Linked DNA regions of Homo sapiens: region 2 is linked to region 1. Evidence: read pairs that join two places in POLR2A ChIA-PET (ENCODE). Cell type or tissue: K562. All regions are shown on one strand. Each heading gives the region's core, and the rest is flanking DNA. Links, peaks and the distances in the headings are about the cores only. Region 1 overlaps STPG1 (sperm tail PG-rich repeat containing 1). Region 2 overlaps MYOM3 (myomesin 3).

Evidence for each region. Peaks named below come from ENCODE experiments on the same cell type or tissue, not always from the same donor. Only the 100,000 strongest peaks of a DNase experiment are listed, where the experiment ranks them.
Region 2: POLR2A ChIA-PET joins it to region 1 with 6 read pairs; 2 of 35 experiments call an interaction of 5 or more read pairs at or near these places.

Annotation. Positions count from the first base shown.
Region 1 is chr1:24,360,808-24,369,134 of GRCh38, forward strand. It overlaps STPG1 (sperm tail PG-rich repeat containing 1), which reads right to left. Exons shown (of 9, transcript NM_001199013.2): 8 at 44-234. It also overlaps a transcript of GRHL3 not described here. Among named protein-coding and RNA genes, the nearest start is that of GRHL3-AS1, 43 kb to the left of the region's middle. RefSeq lists enhancers at 4,010-5,209, 4,412-4,706, 4,471-4,520. In K562, for the core only: no CTCF peak of the experiment used is centred there; a DNase peak (open chromatin) is centred at 4,614; H3K27me3 peaks cover 5,596 bases.
Region 2 is chr1:24,078,838-24,087,164 of GRCh38, forward strand. It overlaps MYOM3 (myomesin 3), which reads right to left. Exons shown (of 37, transcript NM_152372.4): 15 at 7,807-7,990; 16 at 5,631-5,802; 17 at 3,756-3,877; 18 at 3,164-3,351; 19 at 2,493-2,619; 20 at 1,179-1,357. It overlaps MYOM3-AS1 (MYOM3 antisense RNA 1), which reads left to right. Exons shown (of 3, transcript XR_001737930.2): 2 at 2,917-3,013; 3 at 4,438-4,518. Among named protein-coding and RNA genes, the nearest start is that of MYOM3-AS1, 16 kb to the left of the region's middle. RefSeq lists an enhancer at 2,944-3,445. In K562, for the core only: no CTCF peak of the experiment used is centred there; no DNase peak of the experiment used is centred there; H3K27me3 peaks cover 5,919 bases.

The sequences.
Region 1 (8,327 bases), core at 166-8,165:
CAGAAGATTTGGTTTTTACAATCATTTAAAACAATCCTCTGACCTGGGCCAGGCAGGCCTGGCTGAGGCGGCGCCGCTGTCCACCGGCTGGTATTGGACACGAATGATGCACTAGAGATGAAATGCTTGCGGGGGCCTAAGTAGTCCACGATCTCATACTGACCAGGACCTGGGAAAGGTGGCTTCGGAGGCAGAGGCGAAGGCTGAGCAGAGAAGTTCAGGATGGGGTTTTTCCTTTGGGAAAGATAAAACGGGAAGATGTCACTAAGGCAGTCTAGTGGGGAAGGCACAGTTTCTAGACACAGCCAAGACCTGCACAGCAGCAAGCTGTCTGGAAGAGGACTGGTCACGGCACTGGGGCAGAGCCCTAGCTCCACTGGTAGTGAGCTGGGGACCCCTGGATCTGTTTCTTCATCTGCACATGGCAATCATGATGGGACCTACTTTGAGGTCAGGGTTGTCAGGATAAATGAGATGACGTACCTAAAACACAGTACTCAGGATAGGCCTGGCACACAGTGAGAGCTCAGTGTGCATTGCTGGAGATGTGGAGCTAACCAGAAATGGCAGGCCGTGTATATCTCATGTGCCAACTCTGATTGATTGGTAGTGCCTGGCTGGAGTTCTGTGAAAAAAACTGAGGCCTCATATGGACTCAATGGGAAGAGGCCTTAGTGACCCACTTGTGATGCCTGCCATGGTCAGGGAAGAGAAAGAAGCATCCCACATTCCACAGATTTGCCATCCCAAGACCAGCAGGTCTTTAGAGGCCACTGTAACATTGACATTCCAGAATCCTACTAAATATCATCCTGGGGAGGCAGGAGGCAGGAGTGGAAAAGCACCGGGCTGGAAATCAAGAGACTCTGCATAACCCTTTACCACTCACACCGCCATTGTTTTCAAGTCTGTCTTCCCCTCCTTCCAGAAAGGGAGTCTATCTTTTATCTCTGATATTGAGACATGAAATGAAAGACCGGACCTGTACTTGAGTCCTAGCTTGGTCACTAACTCATTCTGGGCCTCAGTTTCCCCATCTGTAAAAGGAAGGGGTTGGACAAGATGACCTCTGAGGTCCCTTCCTGCTGTGACCTTTCATCAGGCCTTGATTCAAAGTTCCACTGGGTTGTCAGAGACTTCTGCGCTTGTTACAGGAATCATGCTACTCTCCCAACCATGTAATAGAAGGGCCGCCTCCTTCTGGCTCACACCCAAGGCTTCTTCTAAAAGGCTTCTCACCAAAAGGGGAGAGGAGGTTCTCCGCACTGAATGGCCAAGGGAGCCTTCCCCAGCTTCCCCCAGCACTCAATGACCAAGGGAGCCAGCCCATCCAAGCAAAGGAGGGGACTTGGGATTCCTGGCCACTGGGGCACTACTGCACTTTAGCCAACAACTTCTTAAACACAGAGAGCTTGAGGGGACCCAAGTGATGTCTTCTTCAACCTCCTTAGTTTTCTAAAAATGTTGGTGTCCGGAGAGACAAAGTAACCGATCCAGTTATAGGCACCTTTGTAGGAATGCTGGCATAGAACTCAAGTGTTTGGCACCTAGCAATATGGAGAAAGCATGATGGCGGAGGGGACTGAGTTTAAGGGTCACACACAAACCTGAGGCTGAATTCTAGTCATGCCACTTACTGGCTGTAAGACAAGGCCCCTGATTTCTCTATAGCTTAGCGTCAGTATACACAGCATTGCAAGGAACAATGACACTAACTTTATAAAGGAGTTACAATGAACAGAGAAAAGGTATGTAAAGCACCTAGTAGAGCACCAGCACATAGTAGGTGCTCAATAAAGGTAGTTGTTATTCTTCTGATGATCCCTGTGTCAGCATCAATGTGTGCTGCTTGGTGACAGACAGGCAACTGAGCCTCGTAAAAGACTGACAGGGCCCTTCCACCCCAGAGTCATGCTGAGGCAGGGGACACCCCCCTGGTCAGAGAGGACACTGAAAGCCATCATAAATGTGCTTGGGCTCACATCTTGTGGTGGAGGAGCAGCTGGCGTGGATGCTTATATTTAGAACAAAGGTACCCACAGGGAAAGGGGGGACATGCTGCCTCCCTGTTTGCTATGAATCTGCATGGAAGAACTGGTTACAGGGTGTAATCAACAACCTCTCCCCTTATAAATAAAAGCTGGCTTCTCCTTGTTCTGGCTTGTGGCTCCCCCTTCAAAACACCTCCAGACATTTGATGAGTTTGTGGCTGGCATCATGGAGAGACAGGTTTGATTCCTGGAAATTACAGCTGGAACAAATCAACCATTATATGAGGTCACCCCATCACTGGTCTGGGTCACTCCAAGCCCAAGATTCCCACCCTGTTCTTTGAGAAAACCATGAGGTGTCTGCTTTCTTAGCCAAGGACAGCCTGCAGAAGGCTGGAGCACGCTGAGTTAATGACTCACCAGTGTTCTTGGCAAGATGGGTTAGAGAGGTTTCTTGTCTTCCACTCCTTCAGTATGCCCAGGAGAGGCTCAGAACCTTCAGCCTAGCACTATGGATCTTTCATGAGCACCAGCCATGTGTGGGATTCTGGGCCAGGCATGCTTGGGAATCCAGGCAGTTCTGTACTAAGACACGGACTTGAGTGTCCTTAAGGGCTTGACAATCCGCTGCCAGCAACAGCCATGACTGGTGACAACTTCAGGCAGTACAGGCTTTGCACTCAGACAGAGCTGGGTTTGAATCCCCACTTCCCCGTTCAACAGCTATGTGTTCTTAGAAAAGGCTCTTAACCTCCTTAAGCCTCAATTTCCTCATCTGTAAAACAGTGGAAATAATACCTACTACCCAGATTGTTAGGAAGATTGTGCTTTACTTGTAACATTTGTTTAAAAACATGAAATCTGTTCGAATAGAGGTTAAAATAAAAAACTGCATTGAAAGCAGAGAGAAAGAGACAGAGACAGAGGGACATTAATTCCAACAAGATGAATCCAGAAATCCATCCAGAAATCCAGAAAATCTTCAGGTGGGGAAGAGCATTTCCAGCAGAGGGAACAGCAGGAGCAAAAGCATGGAATGGGGAAAGCTGTAGCTGTTATGGCAGGAATTGGGACACAAGGAGACAGACGCTGAGCACCTAGACTGCCTTCAACCCTCCATTCACCAGTGATTTCCTGGGTTGTTCACTTGCTTCTGATACTCCCCACTTACAAACCCTGATGAAAACTTAAAGGCAAGATCTATTTATGGCCTCTCAATCCAGCCTAATCTCCCATGTCCTGCTGCTTCCGTTTTACCTTCCAGAAACACCCAACACAACACAGTTCAGCAACTCCATGCCTTTGTCCCTGCTGTTCCTTCTGTGAGAAACACCAACTTTCCCTGCAAACTCGAATTCAATTCTTGACGTTCTCACTTTCTTCCAGGGAAACTTCTCTCCTCCACCCACGCCTGTCTCGCCACCCCCCACCTGACTGTCTTGAATGTTCCCATCCTGTGACTCAAGTGAGGAACATGGGTTTTGGAGATGGATTTTGGAGGCAGAGGGACCTGGATTCAAATCCCAGCCCCACCACCGTCAACAGCCTGCACTTCACTGTAAACTCGGAATGACACACCCACCTGGAGGAGAGGTGGAAGGACGACGGCAGGTCACATCTGAGAGCTCTCAGCTCAGAGTATGTGGCCCCTGAATACATTCTGGCTATTACTTTGCATTTAAAATGTTGCATTTTCTATGGCTTTTACTTGCCTAGCTCTTTAAGGGAAGGTATTGTGTCTTCCTCAGCTTTGAGGCCCCTAGCCCTATCCCGGGAACATTTGCTGAAGTGCAGAGAAAAGCAGAGGGCTGGCAGCATGTAAAGGAGCCCAGGCATCTGAGGCCCACATGACAGTTTCATCCTCATCCAGGGCTGGTCCCTCCATGTCGAGGTGGGGCTGACAAATCACAAAGGTCAGGCTGGATCAAACCCAGGGCAGCCCACAGTGCATTGTGACCAGGGCTTTTATGAGCCTCATTGCTCAGTTATAAAAGCCAACCTGGCCCTGCCCCGTGGAAAGAAAACATCTATCAAAGGCTCTGAGTTGGCCACAACTGGATTAAGTGTGTTTGCAGCTTCCAATGTGAGCTGTTTGCAAATCACCTAAGAATAATGAATGTCTTAGAGGACTCAGCAGGCCACTTGGGGAAAGCATCTGAGACCCTCCAGACACTCCCAGGCACACATTCACTCGCCTCAGGGATTCCCAGGGTTGGGAGGGATAAAGGGGCAATTTTTCTCATCATTAAAGGGCAGCCGATTGCCTCTGGGGTGGAATGCAGTATCTGTTTAACAGGGTAGCGGGTGACAGATTACAGCTGCTTGGGAAGAAGCATCCCATATCTAATTGAAAATCCCAGGGGAAGTTAGGGTGGGTCCAATCTAATTACCAAAATTGGAGTGGGGCCAACGGGGCTTGATTTTTCAGCTCTAGCTGTGACAAGACAGCGTGTCTGTGCAAATCCAGTGGCTTAAAACTCCAGGAAGCAGATCAAGGGTTAGAAAAATGGCCCTGAGTGTTGCACCTCCTTGCTGGGGAGCATGAGTTGGAAGGCATTGCCTAGGAGGAACTATTTTGATCTCCAAAACTCTCACCCTGACTCACCCTAAGTGATTGAGTCATCACTGTGACGGATATTGAAGACCTCAGAAGCGAAACCTTGGCTGATACTTCACTTTGCTTCTGAAGACACCCTGGAAGCTGAGAAGTCCTCTTAGCTTTGAGTCAGCAAGGTGGCCATGGCCAAGGAACACCCGATGGCATGACCTTTAGCTAAGGAGCTCAGAAATGCCAGTGCTAACAAACAGCCAGCCCCAAGCACAGCATCCGCCCTGCGGGGCCACACTAGAAACCCTAGGAAGACACAGAGGACCCGCTCACCTGCTTTGATAAAAATACAAGTTACCATGTGAATTTTGTGGGTTATCTCCTTTTATCCTTACAACCACATTATGAGGTGTTCTTATCCTGGTTCACCAAGGATGACTTTGAACCCACTGGGAGTTAAGTGACCTCCCTTCCCCCAGGCCCACAGGGCTGGTGAGCAGGGAAAGTGGAGGTTCCATGGTACTGACTTTGGGGCCTACGCTAATCAATCCACTGCCCACGCTGCCTCCATGGCCTCTTCAGGGGACGTGATCAGCCGTTCCCTGCCCTAATGGTGGCCTCCTGAGCTTTGGTCATATCCAGCCATCCTCTCACGGCTGGGCTTTACATTTTTTGGCCAGTAACATGAGACTAAAAACTCCAGGGAGAATTCATATCTGCACTGATGCTTCCTGCACCCTGAAGAAAGCAGATCCAGAAAAGCATTTCTGTAGCTGTAACTCTGCCCAAGAATGGGAAGCCCATCAACTCCAACCCAAGACAGATGAGGGCAGGTCTCCCCCTGCATGGCACGCGTGTGTTCCCGAGAAAGAAACATGGCGGCAAGTCACCGCCGCTCCACGTAGCCGTGGAGAGCTAAAGAGGATTAGTTCTGATGTGGACAAAGTCCTAAGGGAAGGTGCATGCAGATGGGGTCACCTCAGGGGTCTACTGACCTCAGGAACCCGTGTAGCTCCTGTCCCTCTCTTCCCTCCAGGGACACAGGAGAAAACAGAACTGGAATTTGAGAAACTGGATTTTGGATATTTCCTCAACACTCTGATATTCAGCTGTCTTTTCTTTTCATTACATCATTTTCTTCATCATTCATCGGGAACAGATAAATGTTTTTTTTAGAATAGTCCAAAGCCTACCAGTCTTATCTTCTTGCTTTCCAAATAAAATGATAAATTTCTTAGCTTCATCTTTCCCACGTTAATTTTAAAATACATAATCTGGACCTCCTCTGTGGGTCCAGGCTGGCTCCACGTTCGTTGTCCCCTGTGTGCTCTCCTGAGTCCATGGTGAGCAAACCTGGGATTCTGATGTGTCAGAAATGCAGACACCCTTCTTTCGCTTATAGAGAAATGAAGACCCAGAGAGGTGCCCAGAGCAGCCCCAGACCACAGAGCCAGCTATACAAATGTCGTGCTATAGAGCCTGGGGCACCATCCCCTCATCAGGGTGAACCCAAGTTTAGGAGACAGCGGGTTAATAGGTTCCTTTACTGCAGGCCTTCTCAGAGCCTTTAAGATGCCTGTGCAGACTGCGATGTTCTCAGGGGCAGAGGGTTACGATGCAGTGCTTCTCAGACTTATTAACCAAAGACCTTTTATTTGTGAAGCATTGACAGAGAGCCAGCGAGCCCTAGAAGCCCCAGACACGCAGTCCCGCTGCACTGCCCAGTGGGAAGACGGCCCCATGGGTTGTACATGGCCATACACCCCTGGGGCCACCTAACCCGGCATTTTGCTGCAGGCTCCTCCACCTGGCTTCGAGGCTGTTCCCAGATGAGGTTGGCTGGAGGCGTGGTGTCCTGTTCACCTGAGCCTCCAGTACAGAACTAGAAATCTATAGAGTCTGCTGACTGACAAATGCAAACGCCATAAAATAAGAACGATCTCAAACCACCTGTTCAAACTTGAGCAAAAGCCAGAAGATATTTCTCCAGATAAAGCAGTTAAAAATTGAGCATCCTCCACTCTTATGTTATTTCACCATTTTCCTTGAAGAAGCTTCCAAATTTGGGCTGGGGGCTTGAGCTGCCATGCCAAATAACAGCTGTATTGTATAATATAGCCTAGTAGGTCTATAGGATATACAATAACCACAGCTATCATTATAAGGGTAATAGCTATTTTCTTTCTTTTTGAGACCAAGTCTTGCTCTGTCACCCAGGCTGGAGTGCAGTGGCATGATCTCGGCTCACTGCAACCTCCACCTCCCCGGTTCAAGCAATTCTCCTGCCTCAGCCTCCTGAGTAGCTGGGATTACAGGCGCCCTCCACCACGCCCAGCTTTGTATTTTTAGTAGAGATGGGGTTTTGCCATGTTGGCCAGACTGGTCTCAAACTCCTAGCCTCAAGTGATCCATCTGCCTTGGGCTCCCAAAATGCTGGGATTACAGGCGTGAGTCACCATGCCCAACCGGTAATAGCTATTTTCCAACATCTTCTCATCGAATCTTCATGGAATCCCTACGAGATAAGATCCTTATCTCTACTTAATAACATAAAACTGAGGCTCAGAGAGGAGAAGTCTCTGGAAGGTACAGAGCTGGGATTCATACTCTGGTCGGCCAACTCCAACACCTGTCCTCTTGACCACTCTTTCTCTGGCAGAGTAAGGGAATAGTTACTTGTAGAGATGCCGCATGCCAGCCTGGAGGCGGGAGGTCTCTGGAGAGAGACTTTCCAGAGACAGAGCTGTTCCTGGAGACTGGCCTGCCCCAGCCCCTAGCCCTACAGCCTGTACAAGGCCAGCCTGCAGAGCCCTAGACCTGGAGGGCAGAAGGGACTCCTCTGGTGGATTCCAGCTGAGGTCTCAATCCCCTCTCCAGATCTTAAGTTCGACTTGGCAGATTCACAACTTGCACCTCTCTCTAACTGTGGTCCCCTTGCCCTAGGCTGATGATCAGACTATGCCCAATGTTGGCAGCCTCCCTGGGTTGCCTGGACTTCTGACCCACTGTGGCTATGGCTCCTAACACCTGCCTGATCTCTCTGGAGGGGCCCAAGAGGATATATTGTTGGTCCCACCTGGCCAGCCCTCCCAGTGGCCAGCTCTGTCTGGAGGGGCTACGCATGGGTGAGAGCTGAGATGGTAACAGGAGGACTAACCCTAACTGCAGTTAGTTCCAGAAGTTCTAGAACCATTCGAGAAATAAATAAGCTCTGTGAGTATTTGAGCCTCTTAGGTGAGAGTAATATAAAATGTGTAGGATATTAAACAGGGTAACAAAAATCCCTGTATTTACTTTTAAAAATCTGTGTTAATTTTGAGTCACCAGCTGCAATGCCAATGCCAAACATATATTTTATTTACTTTTTTTGTTTTTTGAGACAGGGTCTCACTCTGTCACCCAGGCTGGAGTGCAGTGGCGCAATCTCGGCTCACCACAATCTGGGCCTCACAGGTCCAAGTGATTCTCCTGCCTCAGCCTCCCGAGTAGCTAGGATTACAGGCGTGCACCATCATGCCTGGATAATTTTTGTATTTTTAGTAGAGACAGGGTTTCACCATGTTGGCCAGACTGGTCTCGAACACCTGATCTCAAGTGATTCGCCCACCTCGGCCTCCCAAAGTGCTGGGATTACAGGCGCAAGCTGCTGCGCCCAGCCAAACATGTATTTTTAATTCTGAAAGCAAAATCCTACGAGGCAGGAATTATTCCCACCTTACAGATGAGGGCATGGAGGCTCAGAGAGGTTAGAACTCTGCCCAAGGTCACAGAGCATAAAAACAGCAGAG
Region 2 (8,327 bases), core at 152-8,151, 280 kb before region 1:
CTTCAAGTGACTTCTTTGTTTCCTGATATGTCTAAGTATTTGTGAGTTGTCTTGGTTAGGCCAGGAGAAGACTATTTGTGATTTTCTTACCTCCTGCATGTGTGGAAGTTAAAACAACCATCACTCCAGAACAAAACTAGTGATTCTGCTAGACCTCTCATTTAGCCAAAGACTCTAGAGTTTGTTTCTCATTTAAATTAAGGAACATGTATCTGCATACATGTTTATTTATCTATATTATATCTAACATGTTACATATATTATATGCTATTCACATATAAATATCCTACTCTGTATTCTGCTTTGTTTTTCTTAGCCATATAGGATGGATATCTTTTTGTGTCAATACATGCACGTAGGTCCACCTCATTCTTTTTTTTGAGACAGGGTCTTGCTCTGTCCCCCAGGCTGGAGTGCAGTGGTACGATCACGGCTCCCTGCAGCCTGGACCTCTGTGGGCTCAGGTGATCCTCCCACTTCAGCCTCCCGAGTAGCTGGGACTACAGGTATATACCACCACACCTGGCTATTTTTTTTTTTTTCTAGAGATGAAGTTTCTCCATGTTTCCCAGGCTGGTCTGGAACTCCTGGGCTTGAGCAATCCTCCCACCTCGGCCTCCTCAGAGTGCTGAGATTAAAGGAATGAGCCACCATGCCCTGCCCATCTCCATTCTTTATACTGTCTTGTTCCTTTAACTGCCTTATTCTTTATACTGCCTGGCACAGGATTCTACTTTTAAGGTACACTGTGATTAACTTAAGCAACACCCTTACTAATGGACGTTTAAGTTGTTTCCAGCTTGGGCCGTTACAAACAAGGCTACAAGAAGCATCCTTGTCCTTAGATCTTTGCACGTTTGCCTAATTACCTGTCTATAATTCAATCTCAGAAGCAGAATTGCTGGGTCAAGGGATATACATGTGCAAATGCTGATATACCTGGCTGATACCAAGTGAGTCTTTAGGGAGGCACCTGCCTAGCATGGAGCAGGATATGGGCACCAGCCAGCCAGACCTACCTCCAACTTGCTGTGTGACCCTAGGTAAATCGCTCTTCCTCTCTGGTCCTCTGCTTCCATTAAGTGAGAGCAGTGATGTCTGGAGGTCATTCCAGCTCTGATGCTCTAGTGGCAGGGAAGGCTCAGGGCCAGTCAGAAGATGAAGGCATAAGAACTTACCCTCAGGTGGGTGCCAGAGATGGGGCCTGGGGTGACCGGCTTCCACTGCTCAGAGCCTTCCTCCTGGAAACTGACGTGATAGCCTGTGACAGGCCCAGCCCCCATATACAGTGGGGGTTCCCACTGCAGCACCAGGGATGTGGCCCGCACCTCGGATGCCCGTACATCGTACGGGGGGCCTGTGACAAGTGAGAGATGGGAAGAGATGTGTGAGTTGGGCAGCCAGGCAGCCAGCCAGGTAAGCAGCAAGCCCAGCAGTCAGTCAACAAGCTTGTCAATCCCTCAGTCACAGTCAAGCCAGGAAGGGCCTGTTCTGGGTGTCGCCAAGCCCGGGCCAACCTTGGCTTCATGACAAAGCCTGGCTCTGGGCCTGAAACCACGGTTAACTTTTCAAAATGCGCTCAGCCTCCCCTCCTCCCGGTAGCTTCCCTGACCTTCCCCATCCCCATCCCAGACAGCATTAATCCTTCTAAAGTGCTTCAGTGTTTAGTGACTCTAGTGTAACTTCTAGAGTCAGACCTCTGGGGTTCATGTCAAAACTCCACCTCTTCCAGATATGGGGACTCTGGATGAGATACTTAGCCTCTTTGTTCCTGTCCCCTCGTCTGTAAAATGGGGATAATAATAGCTCTTATAATATAGTGCTTTTGTGAGCATTAGTGAGATAATTTATGAAAAGTGTTTGGTACCTAGTAACGGCCCAATAAATACTCGTTGTTTATAATTGTGGTTGTCGAAAGCATCATATGTTTTAGTTATCTGCCACTGAGGTAGAGGTTTTGTGTAGAAAACAGAACTGAGCTGAACAAAATGATGGAAGGGTGTGATTCTCCTTCCTCAGTGGGAGGTGAGGGGCTCATTTGTGAGAAGACTTACTGGGTTATGGGAGCAGTGGGTAGGGTGGCCAACTGTCCATTTGTCCAAGACTAAGAGGGTTCCTGGGACTTGGGATTTTCAGTAGGAAACTGAAAGTCTCAGGCAAACCAGGACTAGTTACTCACCCTAGCAGTGCACCTTTGGGGCTGGAGATTGGTCTATGGCTAGAAGCAGGCAGGCTCTCGAGTTGGGAAATAGTTTGTGCTGGGGATACAGGGCCAGTTGATGGCCCAGGTCAGGGGTCCTTTAAGACAGGCTTAGGACTCCATTTGTGTCAGGAATTATAGAGTGGGTTTGTGCAAGGGCCAGGGGCCTGGGGTGCAGGACAAACAGTGCAAGCCTGAATGCATAGAGGAGAGCGGCAACCTTCATCTCATTGGGTAGGTTTGGGAAGGAGGGAAGGGCAGGCACTGGACTTCAGGCCTGCAGGCCTCTCACCTGGCTGGGGCATTGTCCACTCTTTGCACTCAAACAGGCTGCTGGGTGCCGACAGCTCGCCAACACCTGCCCAGTTGGCAGCCCGGGCACGGAACTCATAGAAGTGGCCTTCATGAAGGTCACTGACCTTTAAGAGCAGAAACACAAACTATGAGGCTGAGGCTGGAGGAGGGATGGGGAACAGAAGCAGTGGTGCGGGAGGGACTCAGAGCAGGTGGTCTGTGGGGGCTTTGCTTTTATTTTTATTTTTTGAGACATGGTCTCACTTTGTCACCCAGGCTGGAGTGCAGTGGCATGAACATGGCTCACTGCAGCCTCAACCTTCTGGGCTCATGCAGTCCTCCTGTGTTAGCCTCTCGAGTAGCCAGGACTACAGGCGCGTGCCACCACACTCAGCTAATTTTTGTATTTTTTGTCAAGACAGGGTTTTGAACATGTTGCAGACTGGTCTCAAACTCCCAAACTCCTGAGCTCAAGCAATCCCAGCTCAAGCTTGGTGGCTCTAAACAGTTCTGTTCAAGGTGGGTCTGCACTGGAAAATGATCTCGATGGCTGAGGCAGGGGAACTTGAGACTTCTGTCAGCCTCTGTCAGACTCCAAGACTCAAGCAGTGCCCTCTGGTCGCTGCTAAACAAGTCATGACACAGGCTGGGGCCACCTTCCAGCCCTACCTTGCAGACCCGGGTGGGGATGGGCTGCTGATTGACCGCATGCCAGTCCAGCTCTTCCGAGTCATGCTGGTCCAGGAAGTAGCCCAGGATCTTGCCACCTCCACGACGCTTGGGGGGTTTCCACCCAATGACCATTTCATTCTTCCCGCAGTTCAGGAGGGCAAAGCCATATGGGGCAGACGGGGTAGCTACAGGGAGGTAAGGAGGTGAGGACAGCTGCTCCCTAGGGGTGGCTGGATTGGACAGTGGGGCCTGAGGGAGCTGACGAGCCTCCTCTAGTTGGTGCCTGCCCTACTCCAGGGGTTTTTCCCTGAGCCAGTAGTATCTGTGCCTCAGGAGGGCATCGGAGCCTCAGGTTTCTGGGTCTGAGGGCTTCCCCACCCCCCAGAGCTGCTCAGGCCCCATCCCATGGCCTCAAGCCATGGTTACTTCCTTCCCAAAGGAAAGGGCAGCCAGGGCCAGCTCCAGTTTCCCTCAGAGGGCGTATGTGCCACTGGCCACCAGGACTGGGCCCTCCAAGATGTGATCTATGAGCCCCAGCTCCCTGCCCAGCCCAGGGAGGTTTGCAGGCTGGACCTGCCCTTGGACTCACCCAGAGCCTGCTTGACCCTGATGGGCTCGGTGGCGGCTGAGCTCTCGCCTACCCCAGCCTCGCTGACTGACCTGACACAAAACTCGTACTCCTTCCCCGTCCTCAGCCCGGGAACTGTAAACCTGGGAGAGAAATGTGCAGCTTTCATGGATGTACAAACAGCCTGGAGACATTCCCAAACTTGCTAGAACAACTTTGTGGAATAAGTGGTCACCAGCGTGGTAGAATTTGAAGGTTCAGGTCAATTCTTCCTAAAAATATTGCCCTTGATCCCATGGCAATGCCTGAGATGACACCGTGGAGGGGGTAGACCTAAGAGTTTTAAAGGATGTTTGCTTTTCCAGATCCACCCTTAAAACGCAAATACGCTAGGAAAGGTTCTAATTTAAAGCAAAGGCAGCCAACCCCAAACCCAGCGCCACATGGTACATCTTCAAGACTTTGGGCTTTGTCCTTGAAAAAGAACATGTGGCTGTTAATACCTGCACTAATGCTGGGATGCAAAAACACCGAGTCCTTTCAGAGCCCTCAAAGAGAATTGTCATCCAGAGACACGCAAGGATGCTCTAGCTTAGAGAAAAATGTCCTTCTCATCCTGTCCCTTCTTGATAAGACCCAATTGTGGACCTCTTTCTCTCTCTTCACCTATCAACGTTCTCCTAGAGCAAATCTTGTTTTGCAGGGAGCTCTTCTCAGCCAGGCCTTCATCTTTCTTCCATGTTGGATGCTTCCTGACCTTGAAAATTGGACTCCAAGTTCTTTAGCTTTTGGACTGGGACTTACACCAGTGGTTTGCCAGGAGCTCTCAGGCCTTCGGCCACAAACTGAAGGCTGCACTGTTGGCTTCCCTACTTTTGAGGTTTTGGGACTCGGACTGGCTTCCTCGCTCCTCAGCTTGCAAACAGCCGGTTGTACGACTTTACTTTGTGATTGTGTGAGTCAATAGTCCTTAATAAACTCCCTTTCCTATATACATCTATCCTATTAGTCTGTCCCTCTAGAGAACCCTGACTGATACAGAAAGGGTGAGGGGTGGTATGGAGCCTGAACTCAGGCCTCCCTGGCTCCAAAGCTCTCCACTGCTCTGCCCTCCCCACCTCTCTCTGGGTTTAAGCTCCTGGAGGGATGAGACCAAGGCATGGTCATCTCTATCCATGGAGTCCTGCAAATAGCACATTCTCAACAAAGTTTGTTGAAAAAGACCATCTGGGTTCAAGTCCCAGTCCTGCCATTTACTAAGCTACAAGGGGCTTTGGCAAGTTATGTAACCTCTCCATGCCTCAGTTTCTTCATCTGTAAAATAATAAAAATAATAGTCCTACACATTTAGGCTTGCAGGTAGAACTAGATGACCTCACATATGAAAAATGCCAGAACAGTACCTGGCGCAGGGTAAATATTGTGAAATGCTGGGCTTCATTATCATTATGGCCCCCTTTCAAGGATGCCTGGTGCAGGAAGAGGGGTGATCTGGTTTGGCTCTGTACTCCCACTCAAATCTCATGTTGAATTGTAATCCCCAGTGTTGGGGGAGGGACCTCGTGGGAGGAGATTGGATCATGGGGGCGGATGTCCGCTTTGCTGTTGTCAAGATAGGGAGCAAGTTCTCATGAGATCTGCTTGTTTGGAAGTGTGTAGCACTTCCTGCTTTGCTCTTTCTCCCTCTCCTGCTCCCGCCATGTAAGACATGCTTCCTTCCCCCTCGCCTTCCGCCATAATCATAAGTTTCCTGAGGCCTCCCCAGAAAAAGAAGCCTGTATAGGTCGCAGAACTGTGAGCTGATTAAACCTCTTTTCTTTATAAAAGAAATTACCCAGTCTCAGGTATGTCTTTATAGCAGTGTGAGAACAGACTGATACGGGTGGGCAGACGTACCTGGTGCCTTGGATGGGTTTGTTGTTAACTGTTTGCCACTCAGATGTCCCCACCTTCCGGGAGTAGATGTAATAACCCAGGAGCTCTGGGTCTTTCACAGGATCCCATGTCAGGGAGACAGAGGTCTGTGTGTCTCTGAAAGCTTGAACTTGAGCTGGAGGAGGGAGGGTAGCTAAAAAATAGAAACATGGGCTGAATGAGAAGGCTGAGTTACATGGGTCTGACAGGCTGGGGAAGGGGAGGAGCATGGGGAGAGGCCAGAAGGAGCTCCCACAGCAATCAAGGTGCATGAATTCCTGACCTGCTGGGGGCTTTGGGACCTCTTCCCTAGGCCCAGAAGTGTATCCTAAAAGTCCTCTCTCCCCTTACCTCTGAGCATCTCTGCTTCCTCACTAAAGCACAAAAGCATACTCACTCATTCATCCTTACACACACACACTCTCTCTCACTCAAAAGTCACCAAATCTGATAGGTTTCCTCAGTCCTTATCTTTAATCTCAGTTTTCTTTCCTTGAAATTTCTCTACTGATTTTCATGGCTCCCTGAAACTAAGCTTTTTGAGATAGGGGCTGCTGTAACTTGTTAAATGGATGGATGGATGGTTGGTTGAATGAATGGATGGATGGATGGTTGGTTGGATGAATGGATGGATGGATGGATGGATGGATGGATGGACAGATGGATGCATGGACAGGTGGATACATGGATGAATAAATGGATGGATGGATGGATGGATAGATGGATGGATGAATGGATGGATGGATGGACAGGTGGATTCATGGATGAATAAATGGATGCATGGATGGATGGATAGATGGATGGATGGATGGATGGATGGATGGATGGATGGATGGACAGGTGGATACATGGATGAATAAATGGATAGATGGATGGATAGATGGATGAATAGATGGATAGATGGACTGATGGGCAGATGCATGGATGGACTGATGGATGGCAGGTGCATGATCTTCCTAGTTCTCTTTTTATTTCTAAACTCCTTACACATCCTTTGGTTGTTCTCTATTTTCTTTTGGCCCCCAAACGTTGGACTCATCCAAGCTTCTGTTCCTTGACCTGCTCCACTTTTTCTCCTCTCTTCTTATTCCTAAGGGTCCTGCCTATCCCAGGTCTTCATCCCTCACCTGTTTGAAGGCTTCACCTCTAGCCCTGCCCTCCCTTCCTTTCTGAATTATACCAGAGCCTTGCCTGGTACAATTTAAGTGTGGTTTATGGTCCAGAGACTGCCCACATCTGATGACTAATTGCTCACTGGCCAGGCCCCAAATCAAATCCAAATGTTAACCAGAAGTAAAGAAAAGCACCACTTGCTCACCAACTTGTTCATATGTGCCGTGTGTGTATGTGTGTGTGTGTGTGCGCGTGTGTATTTTTTCCCCTCTAAATTATTGAAGCAGAACAAATCTAGAACTTTGAAATCTTCCCCAAATGGGACCTTCAGCAAACCAGGCTTTTCTTGCATAGGTGGTACTGTAGCAAGGTTCCTTAAAGGGCTGATTGTGATGGCAGCTACGGGGAATCTGATGAGAGGGTAAAGAACCTCAGAATCCAGAGGCCTCAGAGGTGGGAGCCCTGGGAAGCTGGGGTCAGGATGCAGTTGCAGTTGGGAGACTCAGGAAGGAGCCAGAGGTGGGAGCAGTGATGGGGCCCTTTAGAACAATGGGTTTGCCAGTTGAGGACAGCAAGGTGTGCAGCTTGGAAATGACTCTCCCAGGTCCCCCGTTATGCTGCAGGTGAGTGGTGTCCTGCCTGGTAAGCCAGGGCTCAGGTGGGACAGCTCAACCCCCACCAGACAAGGAGCAGGGGGCTGCTTGGGAGTGAGCTGCAGGATCTAGGGGCAGGCCAGAGACCTGTGGAACGGAGGGACCAGTTGCTTGCACAGCTGCTGTGCAGGGCCCAGCTGTGCACTCTAACCCATGCATTGCTGATCTGGAAAAAGGCAGAAGGCTCTCTCCCTCCATGAGCCTTCTGCCCAGAGAAATGTGATTTCTGATGTCTTAAAACTCCCCAGGCCTGAGATCAAATTGCTTTTCAGCTTCATGATGGGTAGAAGGGAGCGGGGACAGGGAAGTGGGCAGGGCTTTGTCCCTGCAGCTTCAGGTCCTGAGCCTGGCCTGGCCTGCCTCCTCCCCGACCCCCGGCATCAGGAGGGTACCTGGCGGGCCCCGCAAGGCGATGGGTTCGCTGGGCTCCGAGGGATCGCTCAGGCCATACTGGTTCATTGCTCGCACTCTGAAGACATACGACTTCTTTTTCTCCAGGTCCAGAACGGCGAATCTCGGGGATCTCACAGGGCTTTCCGAGCTGATGGCCTCCCAGGTGCCACTACCTATGACTGACTGAAGAAACAGAGGGACTCACATTGGCTAACTGGTCGCCCAGACCGGCTCTGTGCTGGTCACCTCCCATGATCTCTGTCCCCAGCCCGTGTGCTCTCATGATCCTCTATACTCAGCCCAGGCTGCCCCTGAGCATGGGGCTCTGCCCCATCTGCCTCCTCACCTCTCCACCCGGATTCCTACCGAGACCTCACGTCCAGCCTGTCCACAACGCGGCTCCAGAGCTTCCCACACCTGCATTGCACTGGTGGCCCCCATCCTTCCAGTCCCTCGGGTGAAACCCCTGGAGCCACCCTTGGCCCTTCCTCTCTTTGTCTCATGCCCTAAATGTGCTCCA